Linked DNA regions of Homo sapiens: region 1 is linked to region 2. Evidence: read pairs that join two places in POLR2A ChIA-PET (ENCODE). Cell type or tissue: Caco-2. All regions are shown on one strand. Each heading gives the region's core, and the rest is flanking DNA. Links, peaks and the distances in the headings are about the cores only.

Region 1 (7,661 bases), core at 2,339-4,838, 190 kb after region 2:
GCCTCAGCCTCCCGATTAGCTGGGACTACTGGTGCCCACCACTGCGCCTGACTAATTTTTTGTATTTTTAGTAGAGAAGGGGTTTCACCATGTTGGCCAGGTTGGTCTCAAACTCCTGACCTCAGATGATCCACCTGCTTCAGCCTCCCAAAGTGCTGGGATTACAGGTGTGAGCCACCGCACCTGGCAGACAAAGTTTATTAGTGGTTGCCTAGGGCTTGTGGAGAATCGGGGGATGGCAGTATATGGGAAGTGACTGCTAATGGGTATAGAATATCTTTTTGGAGTAATGAAAATGTTCTAAAATTGATTTGTGGTGTTTGTTATACACACCTGTGAATATACCAAAAACCACTGAATTGTACATTTTATTTATTTTTTGAGACAGAGTCTTGCTCTGTTGCCCAGGCTAGAGTGCAGTGGCGCGATCTCGGCTCACTGCAACCTCCGCCTCCTGGGTTCAAGTGATTCTCTTGCCTCAGCCTCCCTAGTAGCTGGGATTACAGGCATGTGCCACCATGCCCGGCTTCTTTTGTATTTTTTAGTAGAGAGAGGGTTTCTCCATGTTGGTTCGGCTGGTCTTGAACTCCCAACCCCAGGTGATCCACCCACCTTGGCCTCCCAGAGTGCTGGGTTTACAGGCGTGAGCCACTGCGCCCGGCTGAATTGTACATTTTAAATGGGTGATTTTGTGATATGTGATTTAATCTCAATAAAGTTGTTAAAAATTAGTTTTGAAAAGTTCACACTGGCTGTTGAGAATGGGTTGTACCGGGCAAAAGGAGAAACACAAAAATGTTAATGGGGCTAGAAAGGTGGTGACAAAAGAGAGAGAAGCAGGTGAATTAGAGAGATACTTTGAAAAGTCAACAGGACTTGCCAATGGGTTGGACCTGGAGAATGAGGGAGAGGGAGGAATGACTTCTGAGTTGAGGGAAAGTAAACCCAAGAAATGATACACGATCAATAAATCCCAGTATCCAAGAAGTACTCTGTGTTGTACTAGGATTCAGATCCAAGATTCAACTCCTTGGAATGGGTTAGGGTTGGATTTAGGATATTTTACAACACCCTCCCACCTAGATCCAACAAGCTTTTGTGGCAGACCCGCCTGCTCACAGTTCTGCTCACTGAACTCTCCCCACCACCCCCTGCCTCTCTTAAGAGAATCACTTCTGTAGCAGAGTTCCCACAGCTCTGCCCCTCAGCTGCTTTCCTCTTGGGCCTCACCCCTTTTGGACTCTGCTCAATAGCGTCTTGGGATCTGGCTCAGAGTGTAGACTCCTACTTTTCTCATCACTCTATGAGACACACTTTGAACCTCCATTACCTGTGACCATAAATGGCTAGAGATATTTCCAGTCCTTAATTTTAAGTCAGGATGGGGTGGAGTGGAGGTTGAGAGCAGGGAGAGCTCAGAAACCAGAATCCTGCTCTAGACCAGCAGTGCTACCAAGAAGAATAGGTCCCATTTATCGATCAACGCTGTGCGTCAAGCACCTTCCAAATGATTGCTAACATTTCCAAATATTGACTTTGTGCCGGACACTCTTCTAAGCACTTTATGTGTATTGAGTCACTTAATTCTCACAGAAATCCTAGGAGGTATTATCTTCATTTTACAGATGAAACTGAAGGATAGAGGAGGGACAGTCTCTTGTCTAAGGATACACAAGCAGTACATGACGGCACAAGGATTCAAAGCAGGTAATCTGACTCAAGCTCAGTCCTCACCACCAGTTTATATTGCTACATGTAAGACCTCATTTCATCCTTCTAGAAGTCCTCAGAGACAGGAACTGTGAGTAATCATTCCCATTTCATGGATAAAGAAACTGAGGCATGGGGATTTTAATTAATGTACCCGAGTTCACATAGCTAGTAAACGGCAGACTCTCCAAATTGGAAGACAGTTGTGGAGTGAAAATATTTATTATTTTTTTTTTTGAGACGGAGTCTCATCCTGTTGCCCAGGCTGGAGTGCAGTGGCACACCTCGGCTCACTGCAACCTCTGCCTCCCAGGTTCAAGCGATTCTCCTGCCTCGGACTCCCTAGTAGCTGGGATTAAAGGCGTGCACCACCATGCCTGGCTATTTTTTTTTTCTTTTTTGGAAGAAAATGACTTTATTCTAATTAACTCACAAAGAATAAAATCATAACAGCTAGTTTAAGGAGGCCACACAAACATTTGCCCAGTCCCAGATTCTACAGAGTAGGAACACCCTCCCTTCCATTTCAATTCTGAAGCAAGGAAGCTAGGAATGACAGGAGAAGTTTAACTGATGCTTACACTTTATACCCTCACTACCAATTCTATTTTTATACTAAATTAATTAGTATGAGAGCTGATTTTCCATCTCTCCAGGTTGAACTTCTTGATTAGGCCAATCCGTTTGCAAGTCGGCACTGTTTCAGCACCTCATTGAAACCCTCACAGAGCTTGATGTCACCCTGGTTCTCGGCACACTCCAGAAACTGTTTGATCTCACAGAAGCAAGGCTGCTGCTGCTGTGCCGGCTGGGTTCCCTGAGGCTCCTGGTAAGTGATGTCAGGCCTCGCAGGCTCAGCATTACTTCCTCCACTGAAGCCCCCAGTAATGGCATGACCCAGTATGTGCCCCACAGCAGAGCCCACAGCCACGCCAGCTGCAGTGGTTGCCATCTGGGCCATCAGACCTGGCTGCCGGGGCGCAGCAGCAGAAGAGCCAACTGTAGATGGCGGTGCCGCTGCTGGTGGCTGAGCGACTGGTGCTGGCCTGGGTGCAGCTCTCATCTGAGGGGCCCGGCTGGCCGGAGGGGCCATGCGGGAGGTGTGGCTTCGGCTTCCAGGTATCCTAGGTACGCGACGGCTCGGCCTCCGGACGTGTGACAACCAGCGAAGAGCTAAGTGACTTCTTCCGCCTGGCTAATTTTTGTATCTTTAATAGAGACGGGTTTCACCATGTTGGCCAGGCTGGTCTCGAACCCTGACCTCAGGTGATCCGCCTGGCTCAGCCTTTCAAAGTCCTGGGATTACAGGCATGAGCCACCAGGCCGAAAACATTTATTTCTAACCTTTAGAGCACAAACTCTCTGTCTATACTAATTACATGGGGAGTCACCTTGCTGCGCTCCAAAACGCTCAGTTTCATCACCACATGGTCACCAGCAAAGTTTCGTTTCTTTTAAGTGGCGTGATCTCAGCTCACTGCAACCTCTGCCTCCTGGGTTCAAGCGATTGTCCTGCCTCAGCCTCCAGAGTAGCTGGGATTACAGATGCGCGCCACCACACACGGCTAATTTTTGTACTTTCAGTAGAGATGGGGTTTCGCCTAGTTGGCCAAGCTGGTCTCGAACTCCTGACCTCAAGTGATCCCAAAGCGCTGAGATTACAGGCATGAGCGACCACACGCCCGACCTTCACCCATTATTTGTCAGGAAATTTCTGGCCAGCCTAACATTAGCAGGTGTTGACGTAACTAAAAGCTTCTGTCTTACTTTGAGGAAATGCTCTTGCACAACTGAACTAGCCTCATTGACACAATTCTGCACCGTTTCACTGCTTCACCATAGCCAGCCCAGACAAGTCTCAAGCGCCGGTTTCCTTTCTTTGGTCGCACCAGCCAAAGCCAGGACTTTGTAAAAGGATACGGCGCAAACCCCAGGAATGCCTCGCCTATGCGCTCAGAGCCACAACTGCCTTCGCGAAAAGCTCTGCCAAAGGGCGGTTGCGCCGCATCACGTGCCTGCGGCGTAATCTCCCACTGGGCAGCGGCGCTGGCTCACGTGACACGTGCAGGCCAATGCCTGGCGTCCGCGCATTTGGCTCCTGGTTGCTAGGCGACGCCAACCCGATTCTGGTTGCTGGAGTTTATCCTCCCGAGGTTGCTGTGCGAGTTTCGGACTCAGCTCAAGCGCTTGGATCCCTACAGCACCTGCGAGGGCTTCTCCTGGCTGCCGCTTTCGTTCTGGCGAATGTTCGGGGTGGCAGCCCCCCTTCGAGGCTTGCACGAGGGCGTCCCGGCATCCGCGATCAAGCGGGCCCTGCTGCTTTTGGGGCTGACCCTGCGGCTGGGGTGCTGCGGCGTCGCTCTGGCTATGCCCGGTCCACTCACGGACTCCCTGCTTTGGCCTGCTCAGCTCAGGAGAACCGGGCCCGACTCCATTTCGGGCAGTGGTGGACAGGGAAACTAGTGCCTGCCTGTAGTGGTCCCAGGCATAGAGCTTCCTGCAGCTACCCTGTGGCTTAGTTCACGTTTTGTTGCTTTGACCACCGATGAGAAATGTGCAGTAGGGACCCTGTAGGAGTCTGCTTACCCGAAATGGTTTCTGTCTTGAATAGTTGTTGAGTGAAAGGTAACGTGTTTCGATTAAATATATATGTGTGTGTGTGTGTGTATTCCCAGAAGTGAAAAGACTTAAATATTCTTTTTTTTTTTTTTTTGAAATGGAGTCTCGCTCTGTCGCCCAGGTTGGAGTGCAGTGGCGCGGTCTCGGCTCACTGCAACCTCTGCCTCCCGGGTTCTCTGCCTCAGTCTCCCAGTAGCTGGGATTACAGGCGCCCACCACCACGCCTAGCTAATTTTTTTTTTTTTTTTTTTTTTTTTTTTTTTTTTTTAGTAGAGACGGGGTTTCACCATCTTGGCCAGGCTAGTCTTGAACTCCTGACCTCGTGATCCACCCACCTCGGCCTCCCAAAGTGCTGGAATTACAGGTGTGAGCCACTGCGCCTGGCCTAGGATTTTCAATCTAGAAACGGTCGTGGAGTGTCTGGGACTTGTATGTAGCTCGCTGTTTACTAGAGGGTTTGGTATTTCACGTGTATTTAATTTATATTTGGATTGGATTTTACTTACTTTTCTAATCAGCCTGTGAACTAAAGTGAACAAACAGGTTTCAGTGCCCTTTGTTTTCAGACATAAGGAAACATGACCGGAGAAATTATAGTCATGCATTGTTTAACAGAGATATGAGAAATGCATCTTAGGTGAATCTATCATTGGAATATCATAGAGTTTTTTTGTTTGTTTGTTTTGTTTTTGAGACAGGGTCTTGCTGTGTCGCTCAGGCTGCAGTGCAGTGGTGCCATGACAGCTCGCTGCAACCTCGATCTGCTGTGATACTTCTGCCTCAGCCTCCTGAGTAGCTGGGACTGCAGGCCTGCATCACCATGCCAGACTAATTTTTTAAAATTAAATTATATATTTTTGTATATTTTAATTTTCTTTTTATAGAGAAAGGGTCTTGCTATGTTTCTCAGGCTGGTCTCGAACTCCTGGTCTCAAGCAATCCACCTGCCTCAGCCCCCCAAAGTGCTGGGATTACAGGCCTGAGCTACCATGTCTAGACCACAGCCGGCTAATTTTAATTTTTTTTGTATAGACAGGGTTTCTCCCTCTGTTGCCCAGTCTGGTCTCCAACTTCTGGGCTCAAGCAGTCTTCCTGCCTTGACCTTCTAAAGTGTTGGAATTACAGGCATGAGCCACTGAGTCCTGCCCATAGAGTGTACTTACGCAAACCTAGATAGTATAGCCTACTGCACACCTAGGCTATATGATACAGCCTACTGCTCCTACGCTACAAATCTCTACAGCATGTTACTGTACTGTATACTGTAGGCAATTGTAACACAATGGTTGGTATTTTTGTATCTAAACATAGAAAGGGTACACTAAAAATGGTACAATAAAAATACAATATTGTAATCTGATGGAACCACTGTCTTATATGCAGTCTGTTGTTGACTAAAGATCATGTGACATGTGACTGTATTTGCTCAATGTATTGCATGGAGAGGGCCAGTGCTTCTCAAATGTGTGTAGTAACCACTTAGCAATCTTTTGTTTTTTTAAGACGGAGTCTCACTCTGTCACCCACGCTGGAGTGCAGTGGTGCGATCTTGGCTCACTGCAACCTCTGCCCCCCGGGTTCAAGCAATTCTCCTGCCTCAGCCTCCTGAGTAGCTGGGATTTCAGGCGCACACCACCACGCCCGGCTAATTTTTGTATTTTTAGTAGAGACGGGGTTTCACCACCTTGGCCAGGCTGGTCTTGAACTCCTGACCTCGTGATCCACCCCCCTCGGCCTCCCATAGTGCTGGGATTACAGGCGTGAGCCACCGCGCCCGGCCAGGAACCTTGTTAAACTGTATATTCTGATTCATTAGGTCTGGAGCAGGTCCTGAGAATTTCTGCAGTTCTGACAAGCTCCCAGGTGTATATGATTCTGCTGGTGTGATGCACGCCTCAAATAGCAGTAGCCCTAAGTGACACGGTTAATAGCACAATTGCCTCCTTTCCATATCTGATTCTTATGCCCAAACAACAATTTCTTAATATTTATGAAATTTCAGTTACATATGAAGAGAAAGTCATAGGATGGAAATGACAAATAGCGTTGCCAAGATAGAATTTTTATTAAGGATTCATTTTGCTTATTTTATTACTTGAAAATCTGAGAATTCACAATATTGGAAATAATGGGCTTAAAAATATCAAGCTGGCTGGGTGTGGTAGCTCGAGCCTGTAATCCCAGCACTTGGGAGGCCGAGGCGGGGGGATCACCTGAGGTCAGCAGTTTGAGACCAGCCTGGCCAACATGGTGAAACCCCATCTCTACTAAAAATACAAAAATTAGCCAGGCATGGTGGTGGGCGCCTGTAATCCCAACTTCTCGGGAGGCTGAGGCAGGAGAATTGCTTGAACCCACGAGGCGGGGTTTGCAGTGAGCCAAGATGGCACCACTGCACTCCAGCTTGGGCCACAAGAGCAAAACTCCATCTCGAAAAAAAAAAAAGTATCCAGCGACACGGTAGCTCACGCCTGTAATCCCAGCACTTTGGCTGGTCAAGGCAGGTGGATCACGAGGTCAGGAGTTCAAGAACAGCCTGGCCAAGATGGTGAAACCCCATCTCTAATAAAAACGACAAAAATTAGCTGGGCACAGTGGCAGGCACCTGTAATCCTAGCTACTCGGGAGGCTGAGGCAGGAGAATCGCATGAACCTGGGCGGCAGATGTTGCAGTGAGCCGAGATTGCGCCACTGAACTCCAGCCTGGGCGACAGAGAGACTCCATCTCAAAAGAAAAAAAAAAAGTATTAAGCTTTTTGTTGTTAGAAAGTCTTTAACTGCTGGGCGTTGTGGCTCACGCCGGTAATCCCAGCACTTTGGGAGGCCAAGGCAGGCGAATCACCTGAGGTCGGAAGTTCAAGACCAGCCTGACCAACATGGAGAAACCCCATCTCTACTAAAATTACAAAATGAGCTGGGCGTGGAGGCACATGCCTGTAATCCCAGCTACTCGGGAGGCTGAGGCAGGAGAATCACTTGAATCCCGGAGGTGGAGGTTGCAGTGAGCGGACATCATGCCACTGCACTCCAGCCTGGACAACAGAGTGAGACTGTGTCTCAAAAAAAAAAAAAAAAAAAAAAGATTTGTTAGGCAGGACCAGAGCAATGCCAACTCTAGGGCTAATTATTCCCCTGAGGCAAGACCTTCATAAGTACTCTTTCCAATGCCCCACACATTACGAGTTTTTCCAATCTGGATCATAGGAGTAGGCACTATTCCTTCTAATCCAGGGGTCCCAGTCTCCAGGCCGCGGACTAGTACCAGTTGGTGGTCTGTTAAGAGCCGGGCCGCATAGCAGGAGGTGAGTGGCAGGCGAGCGAGCATTACTGCC
Region 2 (7,661 bases), core at 2,585-5,084:
ACCCTTTAGGCCCAGCTCTGACATCACTTTCTCCATGGCCTGCCCTCCTGGACTCCTGGCTGTGCCTCCCCAGCACGGACTGTTCTCTTTTCTCCTTTTTCCATTAAACTGAGCTCTGTGCCAAGGGCAGTGACTGGCAGATGGGAGGGGTCAATGAGTATTTTATTAAAGAGTGAGTGAATGAATGAACAAATGAATGAATGAAGCGGGATCTCTAGGCACACTGGAGTGGAGCCACTGTTTGCTTTCTGCCCGTGGGACTTGATTTGAAGCCATCTCAGGGTGGGCCATTGGGAGTTCTACCTTGCCAAGGAGGGGTTGCTGGTCAGAGGGGTGCTGGAAGCGGGGGGGTTGCTGGGGGAAAGGGTGCAGATTTGCAAGGGAGGTTCTGGCTGAGCTCCCTGCATGCCACAGCCCGTCTGAGCAGTCTTGGGAAACCCCAAGCTGCCAGGCCCATGACTCACAGGCCCCAGAGAGCATTCTTAACCCTCCCTGACCCCCCATGTGCCTTCTGATTGGGCCCTCAGGGTGACCCCTCATGGGTTTCTCTCCTGCTTCAGCCAGCCCCTCCCTGTGGTCTGAAGTTTGGGATCCTGCTAACTGTAAAGGACCAGTTCAGGATTCCTGGGTCGTATTGTGTTTTTTGTTTGTTTGTTTGTTTTTGAGATGGAGTTTTGCTCTTGTTGCCCAGGCTGGAGTGCAGTGGCATGATCTCAGCTCACTGCAACCTCCACCTCCTGGTTTCAAGCGATTTTCCTGCCTCAGCCTCCCGAGTAGCTGGGATTACAGGCATGAGCCACCATGCCCGGCTAATTTTGTATTTTTAGTAGAGACGGGATTTCTCCATGTTGGTCAGGCTGGTCTCGAACTCCTGACCTCAGGTGATCTGCCCGCCTCGGCCTCCCAAAGTGCTGGGATTACAGGCATGAGCCACCACGGCAGGCCATAATTTTTTTTTTTTTTTTTTTTTTTGGAGACGGAGTTTCGCTTTTGTTGCACAGGCTGTAGTGCAATGGCGCAATCTCGGCTCACTGCAACCTCCGCCTCCTGGGTTCAAGCGATTCTCCTGCCTCAGCCTCCCGACTAGCTGGGATTACAGGCATGTGCCACCACCCCGGCTAATTTTGTATTTTTAGTAGAGATGGGGTTTCTCCACGTTGGTCAGGCTGGTCTTGAACTCCCAACCTCAGGTGATCCGCCTGCCTCGGCCTCCTAAAGTGCTGGGATTACAGGCATGAGCCACCGCTCCTGGCCTAATTTTTTGTATTTTTAGTAGAGATGGGGTTTTACCATGTTGGCCAGGCTGGTCTCAAACTCCAGACCTTAGGTGATCCACCTGCCTCGGCCTCCCAAGGTGCTGGGATTACAGGCGTGAGCCACCGTGCCCGGCCCGTATTGTGTTTTCCTGAGGAATCCTTGCGTGTTTATGGATTCCTCAGGAATCCATAACCCAGAGAGGGTGTGAGACCGGCCGAGCTCACACAGCTGGTTAGTGGCCAAGCCCTGGGTGTCCTGACTGCCAGAACAGGGCTTTCCCACCCCTCCCACTGCCTCTCTTATCTTCCAAGACCTACTTGTAAACACAAGCAGGCACCTGCAAACATCTGATCACCTCTGCGAGGAGGAGGATGAAGGTGGGAAGGAAAAAAATTACCACTCACACTGGGTGAAGGTCACTCTGATCTTCTGAGACCCCTCACCATCCTCTTCCTACTTGGCACTTGTCTCCCACATGCTATAGATATTGGGTCAGGTCCCCCACTCCTCTTCTCTTGCCATCTTCTCAGTCAGTAGGCCCCTCCCCCTTGTCCAGACATGACTACCCTCTCAGCCCGACTTTCCTGTTGGCAGAAGAGTGTGTGATGGCCTCCTCTCACCCCCTTGTTCTTACGTCATCAGTGAGAGGCAGGGCATCCAGGAGCTCAGGCTCAAAGACTTTCCCCTTTATCCCGTTAGTTTGTTAGATAAGAAACTTTTGATTTCAAAATAACTTTAGATTTATTGAGGCTGGGCATGGAGGCTCACGCCTGTAATCCCAGCATTTTGGGAGGCCGAGGTGGGCAGATCACGAGGTCAGGAGATCGAGACCATCCTGACCAACATGGTGAAACCCAGTCTCTACTAAAATACAAAAAATTAGCCAGGCGTGGTGGTGTGTGCCTGTAGTCCCAGCTACTTGGGAGGCTGAGGCAGGGGAATTGCTTGAACCTGGGAGGCAGAGGTTGCAGTGAGCCAAGATCGCTCTACTGCACTCCAGCCTGGTGACAGAGCAAGACTCCGTCTTAAAAAAAAAAAAAAAAAACAGCCGGGTGCGGTGGCTCACGCCTGTAATCCCAGCACTTTGGGAGGCCGAGGCAGGCAGTTCACGAGGTCAGGAGATCGAGACCTTCCTGGCTAACACGGTGAAACCTCATCTCTTCTAAAAATACAAAACATTAGCCGGGCGTCGTGGCGGGCACCTGTAGTCCCAGCTACTCAGGAGGCTGAGGCAGGAGAATGGCGTGAACCCGGGAGTCAGAGCTTGCAGTGAGCCAAGATCGCGCCACTGCACTCCAACCTGGGTGACAGAGCGAGACACTGTCTCAGAAAAAAAAAAAAAAAAATCTCACGCAACTATGGCACATTTGTCCAAACTAGGAAACTGACATTGGTACAACATGACTCACCAAACTCCAGACTTTACTGGGATTTCACCAGATTTTCCACTAATGTCCTTTCTTCCTTTCCAGAATCCATCCCAGGAAACCACATGACATTTGGTCATCTGCCATTGCATTCCTTTACGTGTATGATCAAGGTAATAATTCTCTTTGTTTTGTAGGTGAGGAAAAAAGCAATTCAGTGGCCAAGGGATTGCCCTGTCTCATCTAGGAGGCTAAGGCAGTGGAATAAAGGGTTTAGGACTTGGCTAAATATAGAGCTGGAATCTATGTGGTGTGACCTTGAGCCTTCGTCTCCCTGTGTGAACGATGGGATCATAGATCATTCCTTCCTTCCAGGCAGCAGTGGGAACTAAATGAGATAATACATATGGGCATATGCATGCCCACGAAATGGTAGCTGCTGCTGTTGTTATTACTGTCAGTATCCTCATCAAGGAGTCTCGATCCCAGGCAGGCTGCCTAACTCCTGAAACCTAGCTTCCTGTTCAGCGTAGTCAATCATCCCACCTCTCCAGCCTCACCCCAGACAAGACAGACAAGAGCTCAGGAAATAAATGTCAGTTTTTGACACCCTTCCTCACCCTCAAAACTTAAAGACATTGTGTCTCAAGGTCAAATAGCTGGCTAGGAGCTTAACCAGAGAGAGAGTCTAGTTTTTTTTTTGTTTTTTGTTTTTTGTTTTTTTTTGTAGAGATGGGGTCTCACTCTATTGCCCAGGCTGAAATAGAACTCCTGGGCTCAAGTGATCCTCCTGCCTCGGCTCCCAAATTGCTGGGATTATAGACATGAGCCACTTCACCCAGCCCGAGAATCTAGGTCTTGCTAAGACCTTATCCCATCCACTGGGCAGAACCCCTCCCTCCTGTCTTCCTCCTCCCCTCCCCTCCCTTCCCATTCAGAGACCACTCTGGGGAACAGAGGCCACCGGCCAGCTGCTCTTAATTCCACCTCATGGGATGCCCTGCAAGGGACCCCACCACCTCCTCTGGCCTAAAGGAGCTGTCATAAACACCTGATGAAGGAAGCGTTGCAAGGTCATTTTCATTTTCAAAAGAAGGTAAAATCATGACTCCCACACAGATAGAAAATGAATAGGTATTAGCCATTTTATTTAACTCATAAGGGAGCCAGGTGATGTTATAACCAGCTCAAAAGGGCAGCTAAGGGCCGGGCACAGTGGCTCACGCCTGTAATCCCAGCACTTTGGGAGGCCGAGGCAGGTGGATTGCCTGAGGTCAGGAGTTCAAGACCAGTCTGGCCAACATGGTGAAACCCCGTCTCTACTAAAAATACAAAAATTAGCTGGGCATCATGGCATATGCCTGTAATCCCAGCTACTTGGGAGGCTGAGGCAGGAGAATCGCTTAAACCCAGGAGGCGGAGCTTGCAGTGAGCTGAGATCATGCCACTGTGCTCTGCTCCAGTCTGGGTGACAGAGCGAGACTCTGTCTCAAAAAAAAAAGGGGGGACAGCTAAGAACAGTCACATTCATAGGTCAGGAATATTGAAATGAATGTGCAAATGAAAACTGGTTTTTCAACAAGAAAGCGAGGGAGAACCTCTACTAGACAGGGCAATATATCATTTACCTATAATTTACAGAGCTGTAAAGTCGCTCAAAGACAATAAAAGGCTAGAATCTGATAACCAGGAAGGGTGTGCTGGGTGTAGATAGTGCATTATTTTCCACTGAATCACATACATTTTTTTCTGCAGAAGGAAGGTTATGAGCAGGGTACACTCCAGAGTCTCTCTAATCTGATGCTCACTCTCTGAGAATTAGTATGAGTCATACAGGATACAAGGACCTTTCTGGATGGATTGGGAAAATTATATGTCACTTACAAGCAAGAGGCCTGCAGTCTAAACTCCCCCTCTTAAGATGCAGGTCTTGGCCTGGCGTGGTGGATCACACATGTAATTCTAGCACTTTGGGAGGCCAAAGCAGGAGGATCACTTGAGCTCAGAAGTTCAAGAGCAGCCTGGGCAACATAGAGAGACCTCATCTCTAAAAAAAAAAAAAAAAAAAAAAAAGATGCAGGTCTTAGCTGGGCACGGTGGCTCACTCCTGTAATCCCAGCACTTGGGAGGCCGAGGCAGGAGGATTGCTTGAGGCCAAGAGTTCCAAATCAGCCTAAGCAGCATGGTAAAACCCCATCTTTACAAAAAATTTAAAAAATTAGTCAGGTGTGGTGGTGCATGCTTGGGGTCCCAGCTACTTGGGAGGCTGAGGTAGGAGGACTGCTTGAGCCCAGGACATCATCAAAGCTGCAGTGAGCTGTATTTGCACCACTGTACTCCAGCCTGGGCAACAGAGTGAGACTGTGTCTCAAAAAAAAAAAAGATGCAGAGATGCAGAGCTCCAGACATTAAAGGTTTTTTCAGTTGGACATTGGCACCTGTGTTACACGATGGGTTCTGAAACATTCTAGAATATGGATTTCTGAAGTGGGTCTGTAGTGGAGGACTATAGAATTTTCACTGGACCTGCTTTGATCCTGTCTCTGCTGTGCGGCCTTGTGCAGTTATACCAGCTCTCTGATGTGCAGCTTCCTCCTCTTTGGCAATGTCAAAATTGCTACTTCATAGATTATTTTGTTACATAAACTGTACATTAAAGTGAGGAGAACATTTTTTGGAAAATGTTCTCAGTCCCTGCAATTCTTCCTCATCAGCTCAGCCTCCTCCCCTCTCCCCATCCCCCCATTCAATTCCCGGTTCCCACCATTTGTCTCTCTAGCAGGGTAGGGAGGGGCTTGGGTTGCCCTGGAGGGGCTGGCCTGTGGCCTGTGCTGGGTGAAGTTCACACCTGGGTGTGCCCTCGGGAAAGGGGCCTCTGGGGACAGGGTGACCATCAGAAAGGCTCAGGGCTCCCAGTGCACCATGCTGTCCTTTGTCCCAGCTCTGATTCTGTGCTTACTGTGCCCAGGTTCCCAGGTATGGAATTGCAGGGTAGCAGCATGGGGACTTCCAGGTGGGCCCCTCCTAGCAGGTGGGGGTTTGAGCCAATGAAGAATTCAGTCTGCTGACACAGGTCTCCCTCCAAAAGGGCGTGTCTCTAGGACAGAGGCAGCAATTCCACAGCCATATCACTCACTTTCTAGTTTTTTGTTTTGTTTTGTTTTGGAGAGAGGGTCTCGCTCTGTGGCCCAGGCTGGAGGGCAGTGGCGTGGTGCGATCTCAGCTTACTTCAACCTCTGCATCCCAGGCTCAGGTGAATCTCCCAACTCAGTTTCCCAAGTAGCTGGGACCACAGGTGCTCACCACCACGCCCGCCTAATTTTTCTTTTTTTCTTTTTTTTTTTTTTTGAGACGGAGTTTCGCTCTCGTTGCCCAGGCTGGAGTGCAATGGCGTGATCTCGGCTCACCACAACCTCCGCCTCCCAGGTTCAAGCAATTCTCCTGCCTCAGCCTCCCGAGTAGCTGGGATTACAGGCATGCACCATCACGCCCAGCTAATTTTGTATTTTTATAGTAGAGACGGGGTTTCTCCATGTTGAGGCTGGTCATGAACTCCTGACATCAGGTGATCCACCCGCCTCGGCCTCCCAAAGTGCTGGGATTACAGGCATGAGCCACTGCGCCTGGCCCTGCCTAATTTTTCTATTTTTAGTAGAGATGGAGTTTCTCCACATTGCCCAGGCTGGACACTCTTTCTTTTTCTTTTTTTTCCACCAGTTGTCAAGTGATCCTTTATTGAAATATTTTCCTTTCTGCTTCTTAACTGGCTGGGCATTCCACAGCACCACTGTTGATGTCATCTATGATGTCATGAGGGTAGCGGCCATCAACATTACAGCCCACAGACTGGGCAGTCCCCAGGATCTCTTTAATGGTTCCAGAGAGTTCCCTGGCTAAAGATCGGTGCCACGTGTGTCAAGCAATGTTGACGATCTCATCAAAAGTGATATTCCCACTGTGTTTAATGTTTTTCTGTTTCTTTCTGTCTCTTAGTGGTTCCCTGAGGGCTTTGATGATCAGGGCAGAGGCAGAAGGCACCACCTCAATCTGGGCCTGTCTGTTCTGAATGGTCAGTTTCACTGTAATCCTCAGGCCCTTCCGGTAACCCGTTGCCTTGGCAATGTTATCACCAACCTTTTTTGGAGACAGACCCAGGGGGCCGATCTTGGGGGCCAGCGCAGAAGCAGCGACTTCACCTCCAGTGCACCTCAGGTATACAACTTTGATCTCTCTGGGGTCAAACTTCACGGCATGGTGGAGGTGGCTGGTGTGGGATGAACCCGGATTCGGGACAACCGAAGAAAGTTGCACCTTGGTCTCCTTCTCTTTTTTTTTTTTTTTTTTTTTTTTTTTTTTTTTTTTTTTGAGACAGAGTCTTTCTCTGAGAGAGAGTCTAGCTCTATCGCCCAGGCTGGAGTGCAGTGGCATGATCTTGGCTCACTGCAACCTCCGCCTTCCGGGTTCAAGCGATTCTCCTGTCTCAGTCTCCTGAATAGCTGGGACTACAGGCACACGCCACCATGCCCGGCTAATTTTTGTATTTTTAGTAGAGACGAGGGTCTCACCATATTGGTCAGGCTGATCTCGAACTCCTGACCTCAGGTGATCCACCGGCCTCTGCCTCCCAAAGTGCTGGGATTACAGGCGTGAGCCACCGTGCCTGGCCCAGGCTGGACACTTTCTAGTTTTGCAATCTGTTCTCTCCTCTCAGCCTCACTGCCACCCTGCGTGGTGCGTGGGCCGGAATGACCCTTCCCCTCTTGCAGTTTGGAGAAGTTGAGGACCCGTGTGAACCCTGAAATCATTCATGCCCGGGCTCCCCGTTCGCCAGCCCATGCTGCCCTCTAGTGGTTGTGTGCGCACCTGCCTTTAGGGAGTCCAGGACAGCCGGGACAACCAGCTCATCTGCAGACAGCAGTGGCCAGCCTTCCCAGGCTGCGCAGGGGACCCTAGGCAGGGACCGTCCCCCTCAGGACCCTTCCAGCACTGCATGCCTTCACCAGCTCCTCTTCCTGTCTCGCAGCATCTGGTTTAGAT

The links. Peaks named below come from ENCODE experiments on the same cell type or tissue, not always from the same donor. Only the 100,000 strongest peaks of a DNase experiment are listed, where the experiment ranks them.
Region 1: POLR2A ChIA-PET joins it to region 2 with 10 read pairs; 6 of 35 experiments call an interaction of 5 or more read pairs at or near these places.

The regions. Positions count from the first base shown.
Region 1 is chr1:15,599,763-15,607,423 of GRCh38, reverse strand. LOC124903854 (a long non-coding RNA gene) reads left to right here and starts at 3,881. Exons shown (of 3, transcript XR_007065483.1): 1 at 3,881-4,335. It also overlaps the pseudogene CHCHD2P6. In Caco-2, for the core only: no CTCF peak of the experiment used is centred there; a DNase peak (open chromatin) is centred at 3,763; H3K4me3 peaks cover 1,320 bases.
Region 2 is chr1:15,792,012-15,799,672 of GRCh38, reverse strand. It overlaps the pseudogene RPL12P14. Among named protein-coding and RNA genes, the nearest start is that of UQCRHL, 12 kb to the left of the region's middle. RefSeq lists an enhancer at 7,396-7,661. In Caco-2, for the core only: no CTCF peak of the experiment used is centred there; DNase peaks (open chromatin) are centred at 4,072 and 4,402.